3 separate regions of the Homo sapiens genome follow, and all the other regions are linked to region 1. A link is a contact called in ENCODE Hi-C or POLR2A ChIA-PET data. All regions are on one chromosome and are shown on one strand. The core of a region is the stretch at or near the end of the contact, and the rest is flanking DNA. Distances in the headings are between cores, read along the strand shown. Region 1 overlaps FGD2 (FYVE, RhoGEF and PH domain containing 2). Region 2 has its middle 59 kb from the start of PIM1. Region 3 has its middle 77 kb from the start of PIM1.

What was found. A loop is a pair of places that touch in the nucleus more often than their neighbours do. ChIA-PET counts read pairs that join two places held with the same protein, here RNA polymerase II (POLR2A). Pooled maps may share reads with other maps.
Region 2: a loop to region 1 is called in a pooled map, with 8 times the contacts of the local background. The contact joins two enhancer-like sites. A Hi-C loop is called at or near these places in 4 of 168 maps with a recorded cell type or tissue (PC-9, endothelial cell of umbilical vein, heart left ventricle and 1 more) and 11 of 50 pooled maps. POLR2A ChIA-PET finds 5 or more read pairs at or near these places in 11 of 52 experiments (B cell, HepG2, MCF 10A and 5 more).
Region 3: a loop to region 1 is called in a map of PC-9, with 5 times the contacts of the local background. The contact joins two enhancer-like sites. A Hi-C loop is called at or near these places in 3 of 168 maps with a recorded cell type or tissue (PC-9, endothelial cell of umbilical vein and naive thymus-derived CD4-positive, alpha-beta T cell) and 9 of 50 pooled maps. POLR2A ChIA-PET finds 5 or more read pairs at or near these places in 8 of 52 experiments (HepG2, MCF 10A, PC-9 and 4 more).

The regions. Positions count from the first base shown.
Region 1 is chr6:37,022,271-37,027,238 of GRCh38, forward strand. It overlaps FGD2 (FYVE, RhoGEF and PH domain containing 2), which reads left to right. Exons shown (of 16, transcript NM_173558.4): 13 at 1-100; 14 at 3,522-3,668. Among named protein-coding and RNA genes, the nearest start is that of FGD2, 19 kb to the left of the region's middle. RefSeq lists enhancers at 2,240-3,439, 3,151-4,088. Within about 2 kb of position 2,526, at least 6 of the 41 ENCODE cell types and tissues checked have a DNase peak (open chromatin) inside an H3K27ac peak, as active enhancers do; they include PC-9, where a contact is called at or near this core.
Region 2 is chr6:37,108,893-37,113,860 of GRCh38, forward strand. No RefSeq gene overlaps it. Among named protein-coding and RNA genes, the nearest start is that of PIM1, 59 kb to the right of the region's middle. RefSeq lists a cis regulatory region at 768-1,592. Within about 2 kb of position 1,932, at least 3 of the 41 ENCODE cell types and tissues checked have a DNase peak (open chromatin) inside an H3K27ac peak, as active enhancers do.
Region 3 is chr6:37,091,065-37,096,032 of GRCh38, forward strand. It overlaps the pseudogene RPL12P2. Among named protein-coding and RNA genes, the nearest start is that of PIM1, 77 kb to the right of the region's middle. Within about 2 kb of position 1,972, at least 4 of the 41 ENCODE cell types and tissues checked have a DNase peak (open chromatin) inside an H3K27ac peak, as active enhancers do; they include PC-9, where a contact is called at or near this core.

The DNA of each region.
Region 1 (4,968 bases), core at 1,276-3,775:
GCAGTGGGTCCGGGACAAGATGGTGACCATGTGCATGCGCTGCCAGGAGCCCTTCAACGCTCTGACGCGCCGTCGCCACCACTGCCGGGCCTGCGGCTATGTGAGTACTCCTGCCAGCACTCCTGCCTCCACCTGCGTCACCCAGGCCTCCACCTGCATCACCCAGGCCTCCACCTTTCCTACCTAGGCCTCCGCTTGATCCACCTAGGCCTCCACCTGCCCCACCTCGGCCTCCATCTGTGTCACCTCCACCTGTCCCTCCGAGGCCTCCACCTGTGTCACCCAGGCCTCTATCTTTCCTACCTAGGCTTCCACTTGATCCACCTAGGCTTCCACTTGATCCACCTAGGCCTCCACCTGCCCCACCTTGGCCTCTACCTGTCCCACCTCGGCCTCCACCTGCCCCACCTTGGCTTCCACCAGTGTCACCCAGGCCTCTACCTGTCCCACTTAGGCCTCTACCTGCCCTACCTGGGCCTCTACCCACCCAGCTCAGGTGCTGCTGTCCCCATCTTGGCCAAATCTGCTGGCTTCAACCAATGCAGCCCAGTGGTGTTGGGCACTAGCTCTGAGCCAGGTGTGTGTATTACTACCTCATCTGGCCCTCACAGCACACCTCAGGAGGCTGCTGTTTCCCATTTTTTAGATGGGAAAATGAGACCCATTGAGGTTAAATTACTTGCTGAAGGTACCCCTGAAGCTGATCCTATGAATTTACCTGCATTCTTATCATCATTTTCCACGACCCTGAGACCCAGAGCTAGGAAATGGTCCCCAGTTCTAGTGGAGGGGCATCTAGCCCCGCACCCCCTCAGGCCTTGCCCCACCACCTCACCAGGCCCATGCCCACTATGCACTCACCCACCCCGTCATCCTCTCTTTACCCGCTTCGGCTAACTGTCCTCTCTTCTCTGCAAGCCCTCAGCACCCTGGCACCTGATGGATTCTGTTGTTAACTCTGCCTACTGGTTCAGGCCTCAGTCTCCTTAACTCCGCCATGGGGATCGTGAAACCTACCTCCAGTGTGGCAGTGAGGATTCCACCAAAAAACATTCTTTCCCTTCCCTCTCCTCTTTTTCTTTCCCCCTCCTCCATAACTCAGGCAGGGCATCCAGTGCGGGTGAGCTACCAGCTTCTTGAGGAGGGTACTGTGTCCACTACAGTTTCTCCTCTTATCAATCCAGGCCCAGTTACCAGAGGTAGATCTCGCTTTGCTTTTTAAGCACTCCTGTACTTGAGCTGTTCTCTGTTGACATCACAACCCCCTCTGTTTACTCTGCAAACAGAGAAGCCCTTTGCAACCTCAGTCTTTGATGACCTCCAGAGGACAGGAGGAGTCTAGCTGGACAGGTTGGGGCCAGTCAGGGAGGTGTCCCCAAAATGTGTTCAACTGCAATCAGGACAGAGTCAGTTTCTAGGACCTGGGAACACACCTGCCTTCAGATGTCAGTGATGAGTTACATCCCGAAGCCAGGTAGAAAGGATGTGGGGATTGGCTACTGTTCCTGGTGATTCACTTCTGTAAATAAGAGTTGAATTGATTCACACTTGTGAGTGAAAGTAGTTCTTTAAAAATTACTTAAAATAGTGAAATACAAAGAGGCACAAAGAATAACAACACCTGTGTAGCTGCCTTCCAGCTTAAGATAGAAAATATTCTGACAACTAAATTAAATGTATGATCCTTGCTTGGATTCTTTCTGGGGTAAAATAAAGCTATCAAGGTTGCTCTTGGGACCATTGGGAGAAATTTGATGATGCAACATATCTAGATAATAATATTGTATTGGCTGGGTGCAGTGCCTCACACCTGTAATCCCAGCACTTTGGGAGGCCGAGGTGAGCGGATCACCTGAGGCCAGGAGTTCGAGAACAGCCTGGCCAACATGGTGAAACCCTGTCTCTACTAAAAATACAAAATTAGCCGGGTGTGGTGGTGTACACCTGTAATCCCAGCTACTCGGGAGGCTGAGGAGGGAGAATCGCTTGAACCCAGGAGGTGGAGGTTGCAGTGAGCCCAGATCACCCCACTGTACTCCAGCCCAGGCAACAAAAGCAAAACTCCATCTCAAAAAAATAAAAATAATAATATTGTATCAATAAATTTCCTGAGCGTGACTGTGACACCGTGGATAGGTAGAAGGATGCCCTTGTTCTTAGGAGACCACCAGCTACATATTTAAGGGTGAGGTGTCATGATGACTGTAATTTATCCTCAAATGGTTCAGAAAAAAATAAAATACATACATATAGAGAGAGACAGAGAGCAAATGTGGCACAAATGTTAATAATTAGTGAATCTAGTGGGTGGTATCATTGTATTATTTGTTCAATTTGTCTGTCGGTAGGAAATTTTTCAAAATTAAACGTTGGTAGAGGAAAAAATATTTACTAATTATATTTAAACATTGAAATCGCTCAATAAAAAAAAAATGCTCCTGAGGTAGCTGAAGCCCCCGTGTGGGGCTGTGCCCTGACCGTGGGTTTCTCTTGCCTGTGCAGATCTTCGTGCCTGCTGAGCCAGTGAGTCATCCTTTCGGTGGTTCGGGTGCCAGTTTCTGTCTCCCCTGCCTGCCAGACGGGAATCCTTGTGAGGGTGGGGCAGGGCCAGGCCTTCTTCTCCAGGTCCCTGCCAGGCCACACTCTGTGCTGGGCACACAGAGGAGCTCCCTGAAGGCTGGTGCCGCCTGATGAACTACACTCCCTCTGCCCCTTTCTCCTGCCCTCCATCTCCACGCCCACATCTGGGCTCCCCATAAAGCCAAGTCTTCCTCGCAGTCACACCTTGCGGCACCCAGTGTTCCTCTCTGAGTCTTCCCAGGCCCCTTTTACCCAGCCTCCCGGCATGATCCATGTCAGCCTTTGGGGGGTGTCTTCGTGGTGAGCTGAGAGTGGGCCCCGCTCCACAGAGTACCCATGTAAAAACAACCAGCCTATCATTTTTAGGTGAAAACACACTTGACTCCATGATGGCGCAGAATACAAAGTCTGCCTGAATCTTAAAGCTAAACTGTGGGACTTGAAAGACACACCCTGTGTGTGGAGGGCCTGTCTGCCAGGTAACAGTGTGGCTCTCAGGGTCAGGAGAGGACAAAAGCTGGGCCCTGCTTGCCTGGTGGGGTCTTTGGGAGAGTCAGGTGAGATGGCGGAGAGGACAGCATTTGGAAAAGTGAATCAGATGCCAGTGGCCCGTCTGGGGCAAGCCCCTTGGGTTCACAGCAGCCCTCACTCGGAGGGAACCTGGAGGGGAGAGAAGTTACGGCCCTCGCGGTGGGGGCCGGGTCTTGAACCCTCAGCCTAAGAGCCCCGAGCCCGAGCTCCCCCATGTGTCGCAGCCTCCAGGCAGTTGGGCCTCACCAGCATGGGGGAGCATCCCCGCTCTGCCTCTATTCCTCCCTCGAAGCTTTCTTTTCCTCCCCCAGTCCCTGGTTGCTCTCATGCCCCCACCTGCCCACCAAGGCAGGAGCCCAGCCCTCCGGTGCCTGGTCTCAGCCCCATGCCCCCTTATGTGTCCTCCTCAGGTGGTGTGTGCCAGGTGCTCCGACTACCGGGCCGAACTGAAATACGACGACAACAGGCCCAACCGAGTCTGCCTCCACTGCTACGCATTCCTCACTGGAAATGTGCTGCCTGAGGCCAAGGAGGACAAGAGGCGGGGCATCCTGGAGGTGAGGGCCACTGTCCCCGCGCTCACCATCCGTCCTCTGTTCAGGGAATGTGTGCCCGGCAACCATGCTGGGCTGACACTGTCCAGTGCTGAGGAACAAGCCAGCCATGGTCACACCCTCCCCCCTCTCCCTCTTCCTCTCTCTGCCCACAGACCCCAGGCCTCTCGCCACAGCCCAGGCAGTGTGGAGCCTGTCACCAAATGGAGGCACCCTTTGGCTGCAGGCTGTCGTCCACATTCTTCTGCACTTCCTCTATGTCCCCATCCGATAGTACGGCCCCTCTGGACAGCTCATGTTCACGTCCCCATGTCCTGCCCCGACAGTCCCAGGGTGCCAAGAGCTGGTGTCACCGCTTCCATTTTACAGATGGGAACACTGACGCTCCAGGTCAGACAGATTGGAGACTCCATTCTAACTGGAAGGGACTCCAGGGGCCAGTCGGTCTTATCCCATGGAGACCCAGGGCTGGAGGAGTGACTTGCCCAAGATCACACAGCAAGTTAGGAGCCAGCTCTCTGATCTCAGTCACAGATGTTCTTTCTGTTGCCCTGGGGGCCTCACTGAGCCACACTTGCCCCCACAGGTGCTCCCCTGTGGGGGTACAACTGTGCTCAGCTAGGCAGCACAAATACAATGTCAACCAGCTCAGCATCAATACCACTGTCCACTGCCCCTCCCTCACGAAGGCCAGGTTGACATCCCACCGTCCCTGGGAGGTGGGAGAAGGTCCCAGCCTGTGCCAGCTGAGATTCACTCCCAGGTTCAAGTTGGCCTCTTTTGGCCAGGCGGGAAGGCTCATGCCTGTAATCCCAGCACTTTGGGAGGCCAAGGTGGATGGATCACGTGCGGTCAGGAGTTCGAGACCAGCCTGGCCCACATGGTGAAGTCCCGTCTCTACTAAAAATACAAAAAAAAAAAAATCAGCCGGGCATGGTGGTGCATGCCTGTAATCCCAGCTACTCGGGATGCTGAGGCAGGAGAATCTCTTGAACCCGGGAGGTGGAGGTTGCAATGTGTTGAGATTGCACCATTGCACTCCAGCCTGAGCAACAAGAGAGAAACTATCTGAAAAAAAAAAAAAAGTTGGCCTTTTTCCACGGGCATCCACCCCGTTTCCAATCCTCCCCATCCTTCCAGGCCCAGGACCCCCTGACCACTAGGCAACACAGCCTGCCCCTGGAGATGCTCAGCCCCTTCTCAGGGCCCAATTCTGTTTCCTGGAGCAGCTCCAGGCACCCTCCCGGCACCTGCCCCTTGTGGGCACACACGCGACAGGTTCAGGCAGGCTGGGGTTTGACTG
Region 2 (4,968 bases), core at 682-3,181, 86 kb after region 1:
ATATTTTTTTTTTTTTTTTTTTTTTTTTTTTTTTGAGGCAGGGTCTCACTGTGACACTCAGGCTGGAGTGCAGTGGCACAATCTTGGCTCACTGTAGCCTCGAACTCCAGGGTCAGGATGCATGCTATCACACCCGGCTAAGTTTTGATTTTTGATTTTTGTTTTTTGTTTGAGATGGAGTTTTGCTCTTGTTGCCCAGGCTGGAGTGCAATGGCATAATCGCAGCTCACTGCAACCTCTGCCTCCCAGGTTCAAGTGATTCTCCTGCCTCAGCCTCCCGAGTATCTGGGATTACAGGCATGCATCACCATGCCCGGCCAATTTTGTACTTTTAGTAGAGATGGGGTTTCTCCATGTTGGTCAGGCTGGTCTCAAACTCCCGATGTAGGTGATCTGCCCACTTCGGCCTCCCAAAGTGCTGGGATTACAGGCGTGAGCCACCGCGCCAGGCCCATTTTGTAGTTTTTGTAGAGATGAGGTTTCGCCTTGTTGCCCAGGCTGGTCTCGAACTCCTGAACTCAGGCAATCCTCCTGCCTCATTCTCCCAAAGTGCTAGTGCTGGGATTACAGGCATGAGCCACGGTGCCTGGCCTGCAAGATTCTTGAGTATTCTCTTTTGGGTTGCGTCTTTGAGGAGAATAGGCTTTGGGGAGCGGGTAATATAGCATTTATTGATGCCTTGCACCATGCCAGACATTGTGTTTTGTTCTCTCTGTAATATCTTGTTTACTCCTCCAAATCACCCGACAGGGAGGTACTGTTATTTTGCTCATTTTGCAGACAAGGAAACAGAGGCATAGAGATGGTTTGGCAACTTGCCCAAGGTCAGACAGCTAGTTAGGGCAGAGGTGGGACTCAAACCCAGTCCATCCTGGGAGTGAAGCCCATGCTCTCACCCCAGGCCTCTCATCTGAGAGCCAAGGGGGCTGAGGAGGCAGCTGAGCCGCCGAGGAATGGCTGGCTGACACCTGGGCATTCGACTCACAGTCAGGAGACCTGGACTCGAGCTCCAGCTCAACTGCTTATTAGCCATGTGACCTGGGCCAAGTCATGCCACCTCTTGGGGCCTCAGTCTCTTCAGCTGCAAAACAGTGATAATAAAACCTGCTCCACCTACTTCGTGGGGCGATGTGAGGATTCCATGAAATCAGTGATAATGCAAATGCTTCGAAAACAACTGCAAAGGGCTGCAGAAATGAAGAGATCATGGTAATTTCTTCAGAGAAGCGTCTCCTGGATTATCTCTTGGTGACATTCTAGCTCATCTCCTCCACCTATCCTCAACAGCCTGAGTGTTGGAAGTCAGAACCCTGACCTTGTGGGTCTCTTCCAATACCGCTTTGGTGCAGAGGCAGAAGACAGCTGTTACAGACCGTACCCACTTAAGAATTCTCCAAACAAACATATTAGAGCATTGGCTTAAGGTTCAATCCTACACCAGGAATTTCAGCAAGGGCCCCTGTCTCCTGTTTGTCGTAAAACAAACAGGCTTTCAGCTACTTGGGCAGGATTTAACTAGCGATCAGCCCTAGAGATAAGTGGATCACGCTCAACAAGCTCACATGGGAATAATTTGTACCCAATAGCAGTTTATAATTTATATCTTTGAATCCACAGTCAGGGAGTTAGTTATCTTTGCAGTGACTAGAGACACAGACTCCCCCCATATTACACGCCCCCTCTGTCCAACACAGAGCTAAATGAGAAGCAGAATGAGTAATCGGGAGACTGAGTAGTGGGCATGAAATCACAGTCCAATGTGTGAATCGCTCATTCTTACTAGAAGCCTGTAAAAATTGGAAGGTGGGACCTCCTTCAGTTTATCTGTTCTGTATACCACCCCCCACCTCTCGCTTACCCGTCATACCTATAGCACTAAGCACAGTGCCTCGCACAACAGCTCAGAGAATGTTTCGAAATGAGTGGAATTAGGGGAAAGAGAATGCAGTGGTTTCACAAGTTTCCTGGAGGTCAAGGTGAAATCTGGTGTTTGGCTCCTTCATGGGACCAGCTTGTTTGTGCCTCTTTTGTTGCGGCCTCTCCCTTCTGGAAACTCATCATCCAGTCCTGAATAGAGTAGCAGCATTCAACTCCATCTAAGCTTAAAGGGACTATGTTTCCAAACCCCACATCAGGAAACAAAGCTTGATGGAACATTTGAAACCAGGAATCTATATCCCAGAAGGATCCACGCCCTTCTGTTTGCACTTGGATTTACACTATCCTCTTTCTGCATTTTGACAGATTTTTCTGAGTCCAGTTTACCAGTTTATAGCTTTCCTTACAATGACTCAGTTACTCCTAAATACATCTAGGGAGATCCCTTAGACTCATCAGTAGACTTTCAAATCACCTAACCCAATGGCTTATTGATCCTATTCTGAAGTTTGCTCGGTTCTACACTTTCTTCTTCCAATGTCTTCTTGGAGGCCCCTACACTATGCATCTACTACCCAGAGCACAGGTGGGGCGGGTAGAACATCTGAGCACAGAGAGAACCCTAATGTGCTAGGTGGTGCAAGAAAGGTCTTGGATTCTGTTTCCAGCTCTGCCTCTAATAATGACTAGCCTGGCCAATCCCTTTAGTAGAGATGGGTGAAACCCCATCTCTACTAAAAATACAAAAAATTAGCCAGGCATGGCTGGGCACGGTGGCTCATGCCTGGAATCCCAGCACTTTGGGAGGCCGAGGCAGGCGAATCATGAGGTCAGGAGTTCAAGACCAGCCTGGCCAACATGGTGAAACCCCATCTTTACTAAAAAATACAAAAAGTTAGCTGGGCATGGTGGCAGGCACCTGTAATCCCAGCTCAGGAAAATCGCTTGAACCCGGGAAGCGGAGGTTACAGTGAGCTGAGATCGCACCACTGCACTCCAGCCTGGGCAACAGTGCAAGACTCCGTCTCAAAAAAAAAAAAATTAGCCAGACATGGTGGCGGGTGCCTGTAATCCCAGCTACTTGGGAGGCTGAGGCAGGAGAATCATTTGAACCCAGGAGGCAAAGGTTACAATGAGCCAAGGTCGCATCATTGCACTCCAGCCGGGACAACAAGAGCGAAACTCCGTCTCAAAAACAAACAAAACAAATAATCATTGGTGCACACATGACAATCATTGGTGTGTCCTTTGGTAAGTCAGTTCCCTCTAGGTCTCATCTGCAAAATGGAGAGGAAGGTTAGGCAGCACAGACTCAAGGTCTTAATGATCTCTTGCAAGTCAAGCACTCAATAAGTCATGAGATGGGAGAATTTGCCCACATGCTCGGCTTTCCCTTCTGTAGTTTAGGGATAAATGGTCTATGCTCCTATCTAAGGCATACACCTTCACTGAGCACGAGATCCCATCCCCTCACTCCAGCCATTCTCCCTCCTCTCTCCTGCGTCATGTTTTTTCTTCTTTGCTGAATCATTTTCATCAGCACATAAATATGTGTAATTTCACTCATCTTTTTAAAAAAAGTTGCTCTTGACCCTATGTCTTAGTCTGCTTTGTGCTGCTATAACAGAATACCAGAGGCTGGATAATTTATAAAGAAAAAACATTCATTTGGTTCACAGTTCTAGATGCTGGGAAGTCCAAGGTCAAGGGGCTGGCATCTGGCGAGGGCCTTTTTGCCACATCATAACATGGCATAAGGCATCATAGGGGCAACATAGAGGGGAATGAGGCGGGAGAAGGAAGGGGGCCAAGCTCAAGCTCATCCTTCAATGAGAAAACCACTCCCACAACAATGGCATTAATCCATCTGTGAGGACAGAGCCTTCATGGCCTAGTCACCTCTTTTTTTTTCTTTTTTTTAGATGGAGTATCGCTCTGTCGCCCAGGCTGGAGTGCAGTGGCGCGATCTCAGCTCACTGCAAGCTGGGCCTCCCAGGTTCACGCCATTCTCCCGCCTTAGCCTCCCCAGTAGCTGGGACTACAGGCATGCACCACCACGCCCTGCTAATTTTTTGTATTTTTAGTAGAGACGGGGTTTCACCATGTTAGCCAGGATAGTCTTGATCTCCTGACCTCGTTATCTGCCCGCCTCAGCCTCCCAAAGTGCTGGGATTATAGGCGTGAACTACGGCGCCCAGCCGGCCTAGTCACCTCTCAAAGGTTCCACCTCAAAACACTGTTGCATTGGGGATTACGCTTCTAACACATGAACTTTGGGGGACACATTCAAACCATAGCATCCTCTCCAGCTTGCATCCCCTTTCTCCACTCACCTTCATAGGAAAACGCCATAAAATAATTATTTATGTGGTCGGCCCTCCATATCCGTGGGTTCTGCATCCATGGCTTCCACCAACCAAAGGTCAAAACTATTTGAAAAAGGCCGGGAGCGGTGGCTCACGCCTGTAATCTCAACACTTTGGGAGGCCGAGGCAGGTGGATCACCTGAGATCAGGAGTTCGAGACCAGCCTGGCCAACACAGTGAAACCTCATCTCTACTAATAATACAAAAATTAGCCAGGCATGGTGGCGTGTGCCTGTAGTCCTAGCTACTCGGGAGGCTAAGGCAGGAGACTCGCTGGAACTGGGAGGTGGAGGCTGCAGTGAGCTGAGATTGCACCACTGCACTCCAGCCTTGGCAACAGAGCAAGACTCTGTCTCAAAACAAACAAAAAAATTGAAAGAAAGAAAAAAAAAGAAGCCAACAATAAAAACAAAATAGTGCAAATAGGGCCAGGTGCAGTGGCTCACACCTGTAATCCCAACACTTTGGGATGCCGAGGCTGGCGAATCATCTGAGATCAGGAGTTCGAGACCAGCCTAGCCAACATGGTAAAACCCCGTCTCTACTAAAAATACAAAACTTAGCTGGGTGTGGTGGCGCGCACCTGTAATCCCAGCTGCTCGGGAGGCTGAGGCAGGAGAATCGCTTGAACCTGGGAGGCGGAAGTTGCAGTGAGCTGAGATCATGCCACTGCACTCCAGCCTGGGTGACACAGTGAGACTCCGTCACAAACAAAATAAAAAAA
Region 3 (4,968 bases), core at 722-3,221, 68 kb after region 1:
GTATTTTTAGTAGACATGGGGTTTCACCATATTGGCCAGGCTGGTCTTGAACTCCTGACCTTGTGATCTGCCCACTTCTGCCTACCAAAGTGCTGGGATTACAGGCGTAAGCCACCCCACCCAGCCAACCTTTGAATTTTTAAAAGGGGTCTAGCGGGCTTTTCGGCTCTCAGCTCAGAGGAGGCCAAGGTGCAACTTTCTTCGGCGGTCCAGAATCTGTGTTCATCCAACACCAGCCGCCTCCACCATGTGGCCGAAGTTCAACCCCAGCGAGATCAAAGTCGTATACCTGAGGTGCACTGGGGGTGAAGTCAGTGCCACGTCTGCGCTGGGCCCCAAGATCGGCCCCCTGGACCTGTCTCCAAAAAAGGTTGGTGATGACATTGCCAAGGCAACGGGTGACTGGAAGGGCCTGAGGATTACAGTGAAACTGACCATTGAGAACAGACAGGCCCAGATTGAGGTGGTGCCTTCTGCTTCTGCCCTGATCATCAAAGCCCTTAAGGAACCAAGAGACAGAAAGAAACAGAAAAACATTAAACACAGTGGGAATATCACTTTTGATGAGATCGTCAACATTGCTCCACGGATGCGGCACCGATCTTTAGCCAGAGATCTCACTGGAACCATTAAAGAGATCCTGGGGACTGCCCAGTCTGTGGGCTGCAATGTTGATGGCCGCCACCCTCATGACATCATAGATGACATCAACAGTGGTGCTGTGGAATGCCCAGCTAGTTAAGCACAAAGGAAAATATTTCAATAAAGGATCATTTGACAAACAAAACAAAAATAAAAGGTCTAGTGACACACACACATGCACGCGCACGTGCATGTTTTTACTGGCGTAATCTAATGTCCCTGGGCCACATGGGTTGCCTTTGAGAGGGGAAGCAGCTAGGAAACAAGTCTGTGAAAGAAACTGTATTTTACATACCCTCCTGTGCCCTTAGAATTTTAACTGTGTGAGTGGGTTGCCTATTTAAAATAAAATGAAAATAAAACTAAAAGAAACCGTTTTGAAATAAATTAAGGCCGGGAGTGGTAACTCACGCCTGTAATCCCAGCACTTTGGGAGGTTGAGATGGGCAGATCACCTGAGGTCAGGAGTTTGAGACCAGCCTGGGCAACATGGTGAAACCCCGTCTCTACTGAAAATACAAAATTAGCCGGGCGTGGTGACGAGCGCCTGTAATCCCAGCTAGTTGGGAGGCTGAGGCAGGAGAATCGCTTGAACCCAGGAGGCAGAGGTTGCAGTGAGCTGAAATGGCATCATTGCACTCCAGCCTGGGCGACAAGAGCGAAACTCCATCTCAAAAAAAAAGAAAGAAAAGAAAAGAAAAGAAAGAAAGAAGGAAGGAAGGGAGGGAGGGAGGGAGGGAGGGAGAGAGGGAGGGAAGGAAGGGAAGACACCTCCCTAGTTCAGCACGCGGCCCCATCGTGCGTTCCTTTCCCAGTGTCCATCTCTCTCTGTTGAACCAGGCCTGTGGTGAGTCTCCCCCTCAGAGGGGCCTCCCCAGAGAGCTTCTATGGCATTCCCACCTCCCTAAGGCCTGCAGCATAACCGACTCCCAGGTGAGGCGGATGAGGCTGGTCATACACCACCCTTTGCGTAGGGAGGGTCTAGAGCTCTGAATGCTCTGTGATGAGGCTCACGGGTTAAGCATCATCAGGTCTGGAGAAGCTGCCCTGGTCCAGAAAAGAGGAGGGGATGCAACAGTGGAGGTTCTGCCAGAGAGCGAGGCACATCTCTCACTGATCTGACCTGGGCCCCTCAGCCCCTGGTTTCCATCCCCACCCACCACTGTTCTGGGGGCAGCACAGACTGGCTTCCCCAGCCGCCTGCCTGCACCGAAGAAAGGCCCAGACAGTAGTGGGACAAAACGGCACCCCATGAGGGCCCAAGGGGTGAGTGCGGAACATGGGCTGGGATGCAGTGGCCTAGACTTCACAGCTAAAGAAACGCCTTTCCTCTTTCTCACAGGCTAACGGTGGCTCGTGGCTGCGGGCCATCAGCCCTCCCTGAAAATTCAGAAGCCAAACCAAACCTCCTTCAGCCAACAAAACCAGACAGTGTCTGACACAGCCTCTTTCTCTCAGTAAAAAGCAGACGTCTTGGATCCAGGTGTGGCAGGACCACCTGCTCTGGCGGAAGGCCAGTGGCCCTCCAGTGGGGGTCTCCTCACCCACCCAGGACAAGAACTGACCTGAGAACCTAGAAATCAAGCTGCTAACACCTCCACCGCACCCCTCGCCCCAGGGGACAAGGTAGTTTTCCAGGCCACACACGTGGGTTTCCCTGATGAGGCATTTTTCTGTATGACAAAACCCTGCTCTTGGCCGCTGCCAGAGAGAAATGAATGTGGACTGTGGTGTGAGGGAAGCCAGCAGGTTTGTTCCCCTCAGGGCTGCCACCACCCCTGGCTGGAGCAGGTGGGGGCCTACAGTGACCACTGGAGGGGTGCCAGGAAAGGGACCCCTCCCCCTACATCATCCCCACACACCTGTGACCATTCCTGAAATTGCACCGTGCACATTCATTCTTGGAGGATGAGAAATTGCGTCTCTTAAAATGTTTCCACCCACAGGAGAGGTAATACATTAAGCTGTTATCAGTCATCTACACCTTAATGTGAATTAGTTGATCAGTCTTGGAATGCTACACCTGGAATGAGGCCTAGTTCAGCCCCTTTTTTACAAGTCAGGAAGCCCAGAGCAGGAGGTGACTGACTTAAGGTAAGGCAGCAAGGTGGTGACCAGGCCAAGGGCAGGAAGAGCCCAAAGGGATGGAAGGTAAACACGTGACTGGGGGATGAGGGAAACCGCAATGTGATCGAGACGAGTGGGGGCATCTTCAGGCATTCATTCCACAGACTAACACAGAGCTGTATCAAGGTTTCCCCCAAGAGAAGGGCCGCTCCCCACCCTAGAGCGTGAAATGTCTTTGAAGTCTCCTGTTTAATCTTAAAATTCATTCACATGCAACATTCTACTCCCTAATATATAGTAATTTGTTTTCACGTCAACATAATTGTGAGATTTATTGAGTGAGATACCACTTTCCATTTACCAGAAAGGCTGAGATCAAAGTTTGTGGTTCTGGGGACAGGACTGGGATGGCTGCGATGGGAATGTGGAGACCTCTCACTGCATGCCCTTCCCTACCTTTTTAAATTTTGTGTCATCTGCAAACATTACCTAGTCAAAAAATTAATAAAATACTTAAAAATATGAGTTGGTTAGGACATGGGGAAATAGGCATTCTTGTTCTGGCAGGAGGTGGTGTGGACAGAAACTTCTGTATGTTGGACAATAGTGATATTTATCCAAATGTTAAACAGGCACACCTTTTACCCAATGATATCTGGTCTAGTCTAGGAACTTCACCCACACCTGGGGGAAACGACACCCAAGTCTGTTCACCACTGCATGATTTGTGCTGATCCTGAGAGGCTGGCCTGAGCATCTAACCCTCTTTGAAGACTATGCTGACTCTGAACAAAGACCAGAAGCTAGACTTCCTGTCTGGCGATCTTCTCCAACCACCTCTTTTTTTTTTTTTTTTTTGAGACAGAGTCTTGCTCTGTCTCCCAGGCTGGAATGCAGTGGTGTAATTTGGGCTCACTGCAAGCTGCGCCTCCCAGTTCAAGCGATTCTCATGCCTCAGCCTCCCGAGTAGGTGGGATACAGGCACGTGCCACCACACCCAACTAATTTTTATGTTTTTAGTAGAAACAGGGTTTCGCCATGTTGGCCAGGCTGGTCTCAAACTCCTGGCCTCAGGTGATCCACCTGCCTCGGCCTCTCAAAGTGCTGGGATTACAGGCATGAGCCACCACGCCCAGCCACCAACCACCTCTTGTTACATAACAACTGGGCTGGGTGTGGTGGCTCCCCTGTAATCCCAGCACTTTGGGAGACTGAGGTGGGAGGATTGCTTGAGGCCAGGAGTTCAAGACCAGCCTCGGCAACATAGCAAGACCCCATCTCTACAAAAAAAAAATTTAAACTTAGCTGAGCATGGTGGCATGCACCTGTAGTCCCAGCTATTCAGGAAGCTGAGGTGGGAGGATCACTTGAGCCCAGGAGGTCGAGGCTGCAGTGAGCCATGATTGTGCCACTGCACTCACCCTGGGCGACAGATTGAGATCTTGTTGCAAAAAAAGACAAAAACAACAGATGCCTACAGAGTGCTCGATTCGTGCCCGGCTCTGTTACATAGACTAAACCCTTTCAGTTTTCACAACTTCATGAATTAACTACTACTATCATCAGCCATGTGTGATAGATGAGAATATTAGGGCCTATTAGTGCTAACCTTGCCCAAGGTCACACGTGCTAACCAAGCAAGTGGCAGAGAGTGGATTAATACCAGGGCCCATGCTCTACATCGCTGCACTACACTGCTTCTCCGCACAATGGATGGTACATGCGTGCATATTAACCACCATTTATTAAATACCTCTTATTTGCTAAGCCACTGTGCAAGTTACTTCACAGTGTTTTATACAAGGCCATCTCTATAGCCAGTCCTGTGTTGATTGCAGAATGGGGGTGGGGAGTGCCACTGAGGAAACTGAAGAAAACAGAAGAGACTATTCCCACCTTTAAGAAGCTGACAATATGTGGCCAAGTGCTCCAAGAGCACTTGGAATATTGTGGCTCCAAGAGCTACAATAGTGGCTCACACCTCTAATCCCAGCACTTTGGGAGGCCGAGGCGGGCTAATCGCCTGAGATCAGGAGTTCAAGACAAGCCTAGCCAACATGGTGAAACCCCATCTCTACTAAAAATCCAAAAATTAGCCGGGCATGGTGGTGCCCGTAATCCCAGCTACTCAGAAGGCTGAAGCAGGAGAATCATTTGAACCTGGGAGGCAGAGGTTGCAGTGAGCCGAGATCGCGGCACTGCACTCCAGCCTGGGCAACAGAGAGAGACTCCGTCTCAAAAAAAAAAAAAAAGAAGTTG